Regions from separate parts of the Homo sapiens genome. Here region 2 is linked to region 1. Evidence: chromatin loops called from intact Hi-C (ENCODE). Cell type or tissue: CD4-positive, alpha-beta T cell. All regions are shown on one strand. Each heading gives the region's core, and the rest is flanking DNA. Links, peaks and the distances in the headings are about the cores only.

The links. Hi-C counts contacts between places; a loop is a spot of excess contacts. Peaks named below come from ENCODE experiments on the same cell type or tissue, not always from the same donor. Only the 100,000 strongest peaks of a DNase experiment are listed, where the experiment ranks them.
Region 2: a loop joins it to region 1, with 13 times the contacts of the local background. A loop is called at or near these places in 76 of 110 quality-filtered maps.

Annotation. Positions count from the first base shown.
Region 1 is chr2:136,421,285-136,426,665 of GRCh38, forward strand. No RefSeq gene overlaps it. Among named protein-coding and RNA genes, the nearest start is that of CXCR4, 310 kb to the left of the region's middle. In CD4-positive, alpha-beta T cell, for the core only: a CTCF peak has its summit at 2,317 (motif pointing right); DNase peaks (open chromatin) are centred at 2,367 and 3,037; H3K4me3 peaks cover 927 bases; H3K27me3 peaks cover 728 bases.
Region 2 is chr2:137,835,742-137,841,122 of GRCh38, forward strand. No RefSeq gene overlaps it. Among named protein-coding and RNA genes, the nearest start is that of HNMT, 130 kb to the right of the region's middle. In CD4-positive, alpha-beta T cell, for the core only: CTCF peaks have their summits at 2,939 (motif pointing left) and 3,140; a DNase peak (open chromatin) is centred at 2,910.

The DNA.
Region 1 (5,381 bases), core at 210-5,209:
CTCTTAGGGTCCCCACCAGACCTCAGTTTCTTGTTGCAGCCATGTCTCAAATGCATCACTGGGGATGGGTATTGACAGGAAAGCAAAGGCTGAAGTCTCTACCCTGCTGAAAATGCTCCACTGGCTTCCCAGAGACAGCAGAATAAAACCCAGTCTCCTCATTCTGGCCAATATCTTTTTTATTTTTTTGAGAGGGAGTCTCGCTCTGTTACCCAGGCTGGAGTGCAGTGGCATGATCTTGGTTTACTGCAACCTCTGCCTCTCAGGTTCAAGCGATTCTCCTGCCTCAGCCTCCTATCTGGGATTATAGGCACATGCCACCATGCCCTGCTAATTTTTTGAATTTTTAGTAGAGATGGGGTTTCACCATGTTAGCCAGGATAGTCTCCATCACCTGACCTTGTGATTTGGGAGGCCTTGGCATCCCAAAGTGCTGGGATTACAGGCATGAGCCACGGCACCCGCTCTAATGAGATCTTTCATGACCTGTTGCCTTCCCATGTGCTCTCCTTTTTCCCTCTGACTTCCCTGCTGCTGCAGCCACTTTGGTCTTCTTTCGGTTTCTGCAACCTCTTCGCGTGTGGTGCCAGGGAATGCTCTGCCCCAGAACCGTTGTTTGGCTGACTCCTCCTTGCCATTCTGGTCTCAGTTGAGACGTTGCCTGCCCTAAGCGGGCTCTATTGGCTGGCTTCCATTCTAGGCTCCACCATAGGCAGGCTGTGTCATATTCAGCTAGCCCTTAACTGCTCTGTGCCTCATTTTGCTGAGCTGTAAATGGGAATCAGGTTAGCCTTGTTATCATATGGTTACTGTGTTCTGGCTTGCTTTTGTTATAGCACTAAACACTCTTTGAAATTATTTTGTTTGCTGATTTGTTGTCTGTCTCCTCTAGGCTATTAGCAGGTTGAGTAATTGGAACTACATAGAACCCAAAGTTTATTCATTAGGCAGGCAGTGATGGAGCAAAACCTCACAAATGCATCCTCATACATCATCTGGACCCTGGATTCCCCACCTGAGTTGTGAAGGAGTGGGCTACACCCGTGGTTCTGTGTATCAGAATCACCCTGGGGCCTGTTAAAGCTAAAGGTACCAAATAGAATTACCAGACAATCCAGCAATCCCGCTTCTAGGTATATATTCAAAAGAATTGAAGCAGGACCTCAAAGAGATATTTACACATCCACATTCATAGGAAAAAAAAAAAAAGCTGAGAGGCAGAAATAACCCAAGTGTCCATTGACAGATGAATAAACAAACTGTGGTATGTAACACAGATAACTATTGTTCAACCATAAAAAGGGAGGAAATCCTGTCTCATGCTACAACATGGATAAGCTTTGAGGACATTATGCTAAGTGAAATAAGCCAGTCACATAAAGACAATATCGTATGATTATATGAGGTACCTAGAACAGTCAAATTCATAGAAACAGAAAGTGGAATGGTGGTAACTAGGGGCCTGGAGAAGGTGGAAGGGGAGGAGTTGTTTAAAATACAGAGTTTCAGTTTTGCAGGAAGAAAAGTATTTTCTTGATGATGTGAATATACTTAACGCTACTGAACTGTATGCTTGAAAATAGTTAAGATGGTAAGTATGTTATTTTTAAAAATTACAATAAAGGTAGATTAAGTTAAAAAAATAACGATGCGGCACCTAGATTCTGAGTAAATAGATTGGAGTGAGTGGGGCATTGACATTTTCAAAACCTCCCTGGGAGATCCTGACACTGCTTAAAGTTTAAGAAACTCTTGGCCGGGCGCGGTGGCTCACGCCTGTGATCCCAGCACTTTGGGAGGCCGAGGTGGGCGGATCACTTGAGGTCAGGAGACCGACCACTTTAGGTCAGAGTTCAGCCTGGCCAACATGGTGAAACCCCGTCTCTATTAAAAATACAAAAAGTAGCCGGGCGTGGTGGCTTGTGCCTGTAATCCCAGCTAGTCGGGAGGCTGAGGCAGGAAAATTGCTTGAACCCAGGAAATGGAGGTTGAAATGAGCCAAGATCGCGCCATTGCACTCCAGCCTAGGCGACAAGAGCGAAAACTCCCTCTCAAAGAAAAAGGAAAAAAACTCTTAGTTAACACTAGCGTTAACCCCAAAGTTAAAGGTGAGTCTGGTTTGGATTTGGGGCATTTAAAACTTGCATCACCCCTGACATAAAAAGTCTGAATTATGCGGAGAAAAAATGCTCCCCAAATCCTCCTCACGAGCTAATTTTGCCGAACGAATCCGCTTCTCACCTGCATTCGCGCCTCTCGCCGCCTTTCTTTCAGGCGCACAGAGATAAGGTGGGCAGAGGGCACTGGAGCCAGCCCACCGGCGGTTTTACTCCTGGTGTCCACAAGGTGGCAGGCCAGGCACTTGGATTTGCGCAGCCAAGGGCGTGCGCAGCCCGCGGCCGGAAGCGTCCCGGCAGATCGCAGACGGGGTGTTGAGGGACCCCGCGCTTTTGCTTTCTTATGATTTGGGGGCTGGTACCTGGGCTAGAGCTGAAGCCGGCAGGTCAGTTTCCTGGGAGCAGGGGTGTGTCTGTTCTCAGAGAAGGGTTTAAGCCGACTCCCACGTACGCCCTGGAGGCCATAAGAGCATCTCAGAGGCACGCAGGACCTCCAGCGTGTGCACGAGTGTTCAGGGATAATGTGAACAAGCTGTTCTGTTTTTTTTGTTGTTGTTGTTTGTTTGTTGTTGTTTTTGGAGGGCAATGTTTTGGTGATAGTTTTAAATACTAAAAGGTCAAAGGCAGAATAGATGTTTTGTGTGGTTTGAAAACTCCTCAGTGGAGGGCCGAGGACTCCAGTTAACATGCACTTGCTGTTGGATATTTTATGGGCATTTAAAATATATGGACTTGCTCACCCACTTCAGGCTTTGACCCAGCAAGGGGATGCAGTCCATAACAGTAAATGAGTCAGCGAGTGGCCTGGTGACACGTTAGGATGAAAAGTGGAGGGGGAATTTTTATATGCTTTTAATATGCTGTTTGTTCCTACCTCAAGCTAGGACAGTGGTTTCCTGTAGGTACAAAATGCTTGCACGTGGTTTAGGGCTCCTGAAGACACGAGGAGGCAGCCCAAAGAGCAGAGGCTTGGGGTTAGACGGGCACGGGCTGCACCTCCAGCTCAGCCTCCCACCAGCTGTGGGATTTGAGACTGGTACCTCATCCTGGCTGAACCTGAGTTCACTCCTCTGTGCGATGGGGATGAGAATCCTGGGGTGGGGTGAGGAGTAAAGGAAATGCAGTTCGTCTGTTCCCTCTTTTAGCACACACAACTTCACCACCTGTGTGCCAGGCACAAGAAGGTTCTGAGGATGCTAAGGCAATCAGGCATGGTGATGCCTCCCAGGCAGATATGCTGAGGGGTGTTTTCAGTTCAGCAAGAGAGACAGGGGTCTGCATGGGGTGCCCCGGGCTGGGGACTGGCAGGGGAGGCAGCAGGACGAAGGCAGGCAGAATTAGCGGGTGTGGATGTTCAGGGAAGGAGCGGAGAGAAACATAGATCAAGCCAAGGTAGCAGATTGGAGACCAGGGGGTTTGGAGTGTACACTATTTGCCATCATAAATAGAATTATTTACCATGATTTTAAATAATGGAGAGATTTCTCTTGAAATTCCAGGTCCTCAGCTTCCCTGGAAAAAAATAGACATGGCTACACCGAATCAGTATTTCCACATCAAACAATGGTCTGAAACTATGTAGTGGTTGCCTTTCTACAGTGTATAGACTGCAGTCCCCACCACACCCTATTGCACACCCAACTCTACCTGCTTCCCTTGTTGACTTTTAGTCCTTGCTTCTGTGCGGAGCAGCTGCACACAGTGGGTCCTTAATACCTGTTGTTTCCCTTCACTTCTTGAGGGCCCAGATGGCCTCACAGGTGGCTTAGAAGAATAAAGGAGCCATAGGTGTAGTCAGGATTCCATTTACTGGGTCTTCTCTTTCACTTCAGGGGTCTTTTCACCTTTGCAGTGAACTTCTGGCCACACAGCTAGGTGTTTGGTGAATGTCAGGGAGGCTTGCTGAAGTTACAGTTTGTAGGGCATTTTTTGTCAGCCATGCTTGGCTCACTTGAGAGAACCACATGCAAATCCCTCTCCAAAGCACCATTTCCCCATGAATAATAGAAGACTGTTTTTGGGAGGATGGAGACCCTGTAGTTCTGTAATAATAGCATTTTCATGAAGGAAAATCACAGCCTCACCATGAGCACAGCTGAGAACATGGAACCTATTATTGAGACATTCTGGTTAAAATAAAGCATTATCCCATAAGATGGGTCTGCCTGTGGGAGTCTTTGGAAAACCAGGTGAGAGGGATTTGCAGGTCCTGCTGGAAATGAGTTGGTAAAAAAACATCCTTCCATCCAAGGATGATTAAACTCAATCATGAGGCTGCTAGGAAGCCCTGGTCTCACCTTCCTAGTGGGAGGCAAAAGTGGATAATTCACTGTCACAAAAGAAAGAGAGGAGTGAGAATGGGGTGAGGGTGGTAAAGTAGAAGAGGGAGGGAGGAAAGATTGCTTCATTGTGGAGTCCAGGCTCACTGGAAGTGTCAGGGGGAATAGCTACAATCAAGGGGTCCTTCTATGGGCTTGAGGGTGGTGCCATTTGTAGAGGACAGTGGGTTGATGTGGTTGTGCCATTGAATGTGGACTGTACCCCGAGTCAGAAACCAAGAGATGGGGAGACAGCTGCTGACAGAGGAGGCTGGGACCAAAGGACTTAGAGGGGAGACAAGCGAGCCCTTCATCCTCAGACAACGCGGGAGGCAGGGGCTGCCCCTTGACCCTCCTCTTATTACTTAACTACCCTTTTGTCCCCGTTACATTAAAAGACATTTTTGTTCTGCAATTTACTGAAACTCAGAAGTATAGAGAATAGTGTTTCCTGCATATTAGAATCACTTGGGGATCTTTTAAAAATTCCAAAGCAGAGTCGCTTTCCCAGACCATGTAAATCACTGTCTCTGTGGGTGGAACACAGGTATCAGTGTCTTTGACACTCCCTGGCTGGTTTTGATGCACAGACAAATGTAGGAACCACTGGCATTCCTGCCTGCTCCTATCACTCAGCCTCCCTCATAACCAACATGTGGCCAGTCTCGCTGATCCCACAGCTTTTGTGTCCTAGATCCCTAATTTTGCCACTGCCCACCCTCCTTCCCAGATTCTTCAGAAACAATACTAGGCTTCATGTTATTTCATTCTTACATGCTTCAATATATAAAAACTTTTTAAAAAGTGTAAAACAACATTATCACTCCCCCCTCCACAAAATGAACAGTATTCCTTAGGATCATCTAATATTCTGCCTGTGATGCTCAGTTTAGCTTTTGAGACATTTATTCCTCTACTTTATCTTTGATTTTAATTTGATTCTGAA
Region 2 (5,381 bases), core at 331-5,330, 1.4 Mb after region 1:
AACTCTCCATGTACCATGTTAGAGAGATGTCTGGTCTGAGCCAACCCAAACTAAAAATCACATGTAAGACTCACATTTACAACTCTGGAGCCCTTAAGTGGGCAGACCAGACAAGCAATCTTTTCTTAGAATGTTTAAAACAGCTGTTCCCAACTAGTTGTGCTTCATTATTATATTTCCACCCATAAGTAGGTATATGTCCATACAAAACTCAATTTGGGAGATCAGAGCTTGCCTCTCTTACTGAGACATCTGATGCTTTTGAGGGAGGTGTCCATCTCAATGTTGCTTCTCATCCCAAGACTCACTCTCCCCAGTCCCAGCAATTCCATGTGATACATTGTCAATAGCTGTAACAAGGATAGTTACAATTTACGCTGCATTTAGTATCTGAAGTATGTGTCCTTGTTTTAAAGTAATGACTTTGATTTACTGCTTTCTGAATTCCCATAATAACTCTTTGACATATATTTAATCATCCTGATTTTATATTTTAAGAATTTCAGTTCAAGACTTTAAGCTTCTTTTCTAAAGTCGAATAGCCAGGAGATGGGGGACCTGGTGTCTGCTGTCTGTGATGTAGTCATTTCCGTGCTTGGTGTTGGTGTGATGCTTGGGTTTTACTACCAATTCCTTTTGTGGGTTTTTTTTTTTTTTTTCCTTGTGGGCACCTCCAGCACTGAGATTCTGCTTTTATGTCCTGCCTTTTATGGACTGCCGTTCACACACTACTCCAACTTGCAGAGTGCTCCTACAGCGTTGCCTATCTCAGAGGCAGGGCCACCTCATGTTTGGCTGGTCCCAAGGAAAGGATGCAAATGTAAGGCCCACATTCCACTTGTCTAAATATTTTAATTTATAAGCCAAGTTAACTAATCATTTAATTAAATATGTTTAATCCTCCTACCTTGACAAATATACAAAAAAGACCAGAGAGGCTACATTTCAGTTCAGAATGATCAAATTCCTCAGCCAGAACCTGGAGGTGCCAGAAGAGAAGGGTCCTGGAGCCCAGCAAGCCACCTGTCGGCTCCATTCTCTCCTGCGAAGGGCCTCACACATTCACCACCCCCAGCCTAGGAGTGTGCACAGTATAATGCTAGCCACCCCAGAGAGGGCAGGTCTAGAGAAAAAGCCTGTAGGGGACTTGGGGAAGGGCTGGGAGGCCATGTGGGTGAATAATTCTGGGATCTGGGCACCACCTGTATCACTGGCTGGGAGGGGAAGATGCTAATTCTGGGGACATGTTCCACTGGCCCCATGGGCACATCCTCGATGGCAAGGGGCCTCCAGAAATTAGTCCAGTGTGGGGTCTTAGATGGGTCTAAAGGCAATACTCTTTGGGGTTTCTCCAAACTTTGGCTTCTTTCATTGAAGACCATTGAAGTAATGAGGAACCTCTGGGTCAAACGCCAGACAAGTTGTCTTGCAGCAAGGCAAGCTGGTCTGCTAGAGCCAGTGCCCTACAACCCTACAACCCTTTAGAATTGTTTCCTTCCTAGTATCCAGTGCTTTTCTGTAGATATGAGCCATCCATTCACAGAGGCTGTGGTGTGAACATTCATTCTCTAAAATAGGACACCTTTCCCAGGATCTCATGTATTTTATTTTAAAAGAATCTGCAATTTAAACCAAAGGAATAAATTTGCTAATCATGGAATTTCTAGCACACTGGAAAAATACATGGGGACAGGAATTTTCTTGATATAAACCTGTACTAGTTTCCTAGAGTTACCATTTCAAAAGGCCACAAATTTGGTAGCTTAGCATGATAAGAATTTATAATATTTACTTAGAGTTGTGGCATACAGGATTCTGAAATTAGGGTGTTGGCAGAACCACGCACCTCCCAGAAGCTCTAGAGGGGAATCCTTCCCTGCCTCTTCAGGCTTCTGGCGGCTCGGGTGTTCCTGGGTTTGTGATCACGCCACTGCAATCTCTGCCCCTGTCTTCATATGGCCGAATCCTCTCTGTCACACATCTCCCTGTGCCTTTCTAAGGACACTGGCCATTGGATTTAGAACTCACCTGGATAATACAGGATGAGCTCATCTCAGGATTCTTAACTTCATTACGTCTTCAAATACCTTTTGTTTTCTTTTCTAAATTAGGTCACATTCACGGGTTCTATGTGGACATATTTTGGGAGGGCTTCCATTAACTCACTATGAAATTCTCATGCATTCATAAACTAAAGGCAGATGTAGGAAGAGGGAAGTGGTGAGCACTGGAGTCCCTGCTGTGACCTCCTGCCTGTGCGAAGGCCATGACTGTTAGTCCAACATTGCAGACCTCTCGAAACTTGGCAATGCTCCTCATAGGAGAGGAACTTCACGTGTCAAGGAGAGATGGGGAGGGGAGCAACTGCATTTGAGAACATGAAGAGAAGGTTATTGTGACACTTTGCAGGGAAGCTTTAGCCACATTGAAGCAGAGTAAAGAATAAATCTTCTCTCTTTACTTTTCAAGACCCATAATTTCCTCACAACCATACCTGGAGATTAGTTTAGGACCTAAAATCTAAATTGTATTATTTTTCCCTACCCAAAGGAGACACAGAGCTATTAATAATCGACTGCTTATTAAATCTTAAGTATTTTAATAATATTACTCCGTTTTACTTCATTTTTCTTTCCCTTGTAAGAAAAATAACATTCACACCCATTATATAAATGTGAACACTGAGGCCTTGTGATGTTAAGCAACTTGCCAGGATCTCATAGATAGGAATTAGAGGAGCTGAGACACATAGAGTCCATGCTCTTTCTAGCCCGGGAGTCCATCTAGAACAGTCCTGGCCCTCTAAGTTGACTGCCTTAACATGACTGAATTTCCTCCTTTTCTCCTGAAACAGCGGTAAAACATCCTTTAACAGCAGCCAGAGAAGCTTGGGCTGAGGGAATAGATTTTCCTTTTGCTTACACTGTACTGCCATCTAGTGGCTACATAGTTAATTACAAATAATACCTTTTCTGGTGTCTTCATTCTTTTTTTGGGGGGGGTATTGGTAATTAATTGATATTTAAATATTGCTTCTAAACATTGTGATTCTATAAAAATCTACATCAACTTCATTCCTTTGCTTCCATATATGCACGCACCGCTTCTCCTGTACACCTCTCCTACATATGTGTACCCCACTTGGTCATATTTTGTGTAGCAGATAAGTGAGTTAGGCCTACCTTCAGTGCTCAGAATATGACTTGAAACATCCAGAAATTAAAATTGTATGCAAACACACCACATGCTCCCCATCCTCCCTCCTCATGGAACTGTGCTCCTTCGGCATGATCTAAATAAAGCTTGTCCAACCTGTGGCCCACAGGCCATATGCGGCTTAGGACAGCTCTCAATGTGGCCAAATTCATAAAGTTTCTTAAAACATTGTAAGTATTTTTGCAATTTTTTAAGCTCATTAGCTATCGTTAGTGTTAGTATATTTTATGTGTGGCCCAAGACAATTCTTCCAATGTAACCCAGGGAAGCCAAAAGATTGGATACCCCTGGTAAATTGACAGAAATGTTAGGATAGACTTGCTTTTGATCATGTTTTTAGATCTGCATACACAATTTTTGTCCCACCAAAGATGACGTATGCACTAAGCCATGGCAGAACTGCCTCTGGTACTGATTGCCCAGCGCACGTGCTGGAATGAGATCACCCATTGAGGGATGTGTGCTGAGTGCCTCTGTGTACAAGTTGAGCGGAAGGAGGTCTCACCGCCCCATTATAAAATATACATTCTGAAGCTGCAAGACACCAACCAGTGCTAGTATTAATCATCTAATGTGGCTGTTGTAACAAATTACCACAAATTTAGTGGCTTAAAACAACGCACTTTTATTATCTTACTGTTCTGGAGGTCAGAAATTTAAAATAGGTTTCACGGGCCGAAAACCAAGGTGTCGGCATGCTGGTGTCTTCTGGAGGCTCTAGGGGAGCGTCTGTTCCCTCACCTCTTCCGGCCTCTGGAGGTTGTCTGCATTCTTTGGCTTAGGGCCCCTTCTTCTATCTTCAAAACCAGCAACATGGCTCCAGTCCTACTCACATTGCTATCTTTCTGGTTTGCTCTCTTTTGTCTTTCTCTTCTCCACTGAAAAACCCTTGCTGGTTATATTGAGACCACTTACAGTAATCCAGGATAAAGTCCCATCTGCCTATTTTAAGGGTAGCTGATTAACAACCCTAATTCCATCTGTGACCTTAATTCCCCTTTGCCATGGAACATAAGATATTCACAGGTCCCAGGGATTGAGGCTTGGACATCTTTCGTGGTGTGGGTGGGGCATTATTCTGCATACTCAATACTCAAGAGAAGGGAAATCTGGACTGAAGTGTTTCTTGCTGGGCCATGGTGGCGATGGGAGAGGCAAGTTCCACCCAGAGATCATTCTTTCCCTTCTCGCTGCCTCTCCATCTTCACAGACTGCAGAGAGTCTTGTAAGCATGAGGACACACCCACCCTTAGATTCTGCCCACACTTTTTTGGAAGCCACACTTAACAGTAGATAGGAACATAGATTTAGACAGATTTTAATTTAAATCCCAGATTTATTCCTAGATCTAAGAACTTGAGTATATTACTAAGCTCAGTTTCTTCATTATTAAAATGGGTGAAATACCTTCCTCCTAGTATTGTTGCAAGGCTTAAATAAAAGAGTCTCCAAAGAGCACTTAGCAGAGCACATGGCATATATTAGGACCTCATAAAGAAGAGTTTCTGAAAATGAAGGTTTTTCTATTCAATATTTAATGGGAGATTAACTAAACACTTTGCTGATGCTTGGGGAACAAGGGAAGGACAGTGTCTATCCTCACTGAATTAACTCCAAGTGAATGAAAAAAGATTTCATGTGTGAAATTAGAGACCAAGTTACAGCCTATGATAGGTACAGAATTTGCCCAATCATATACCTTTAGGTGCAAGTGCATTTGTAGAGAATGTTGAAGAGAAAGACATAGCCATAAAAAGGAATGAAACAACATTTGCAGCAACTTAGATGGGGTTGGAGGCTGTTATTCTAAGTGAAGTACCTCAGGAATAGAAATTGTATGTTCTCACTTATAAGTGGAGCTAAGCTATGAGGATGCAAAGGCATAAGAATGATATAATGGACTATGGGGTCTTGTGGGGGAGGGTGGGAGGGGGTGTACACTGCTCGGTGACAGGTGCACCCCATGATCACCACTAAATCACCACTAAAGAATTTATCCATGTAATCAAAAACCACCTGTTCCCCAAAAGCGATTGAAACAAAAAGTAAAATAATAAAAATTACAAAAGGAGGAAGATAATCTTTCCTTAATTCTTTCTATTCTTCATTTTCTTGAACATGCATACCCATGTACCTACCTAGGTGAGTATTTCCATACTGTATAA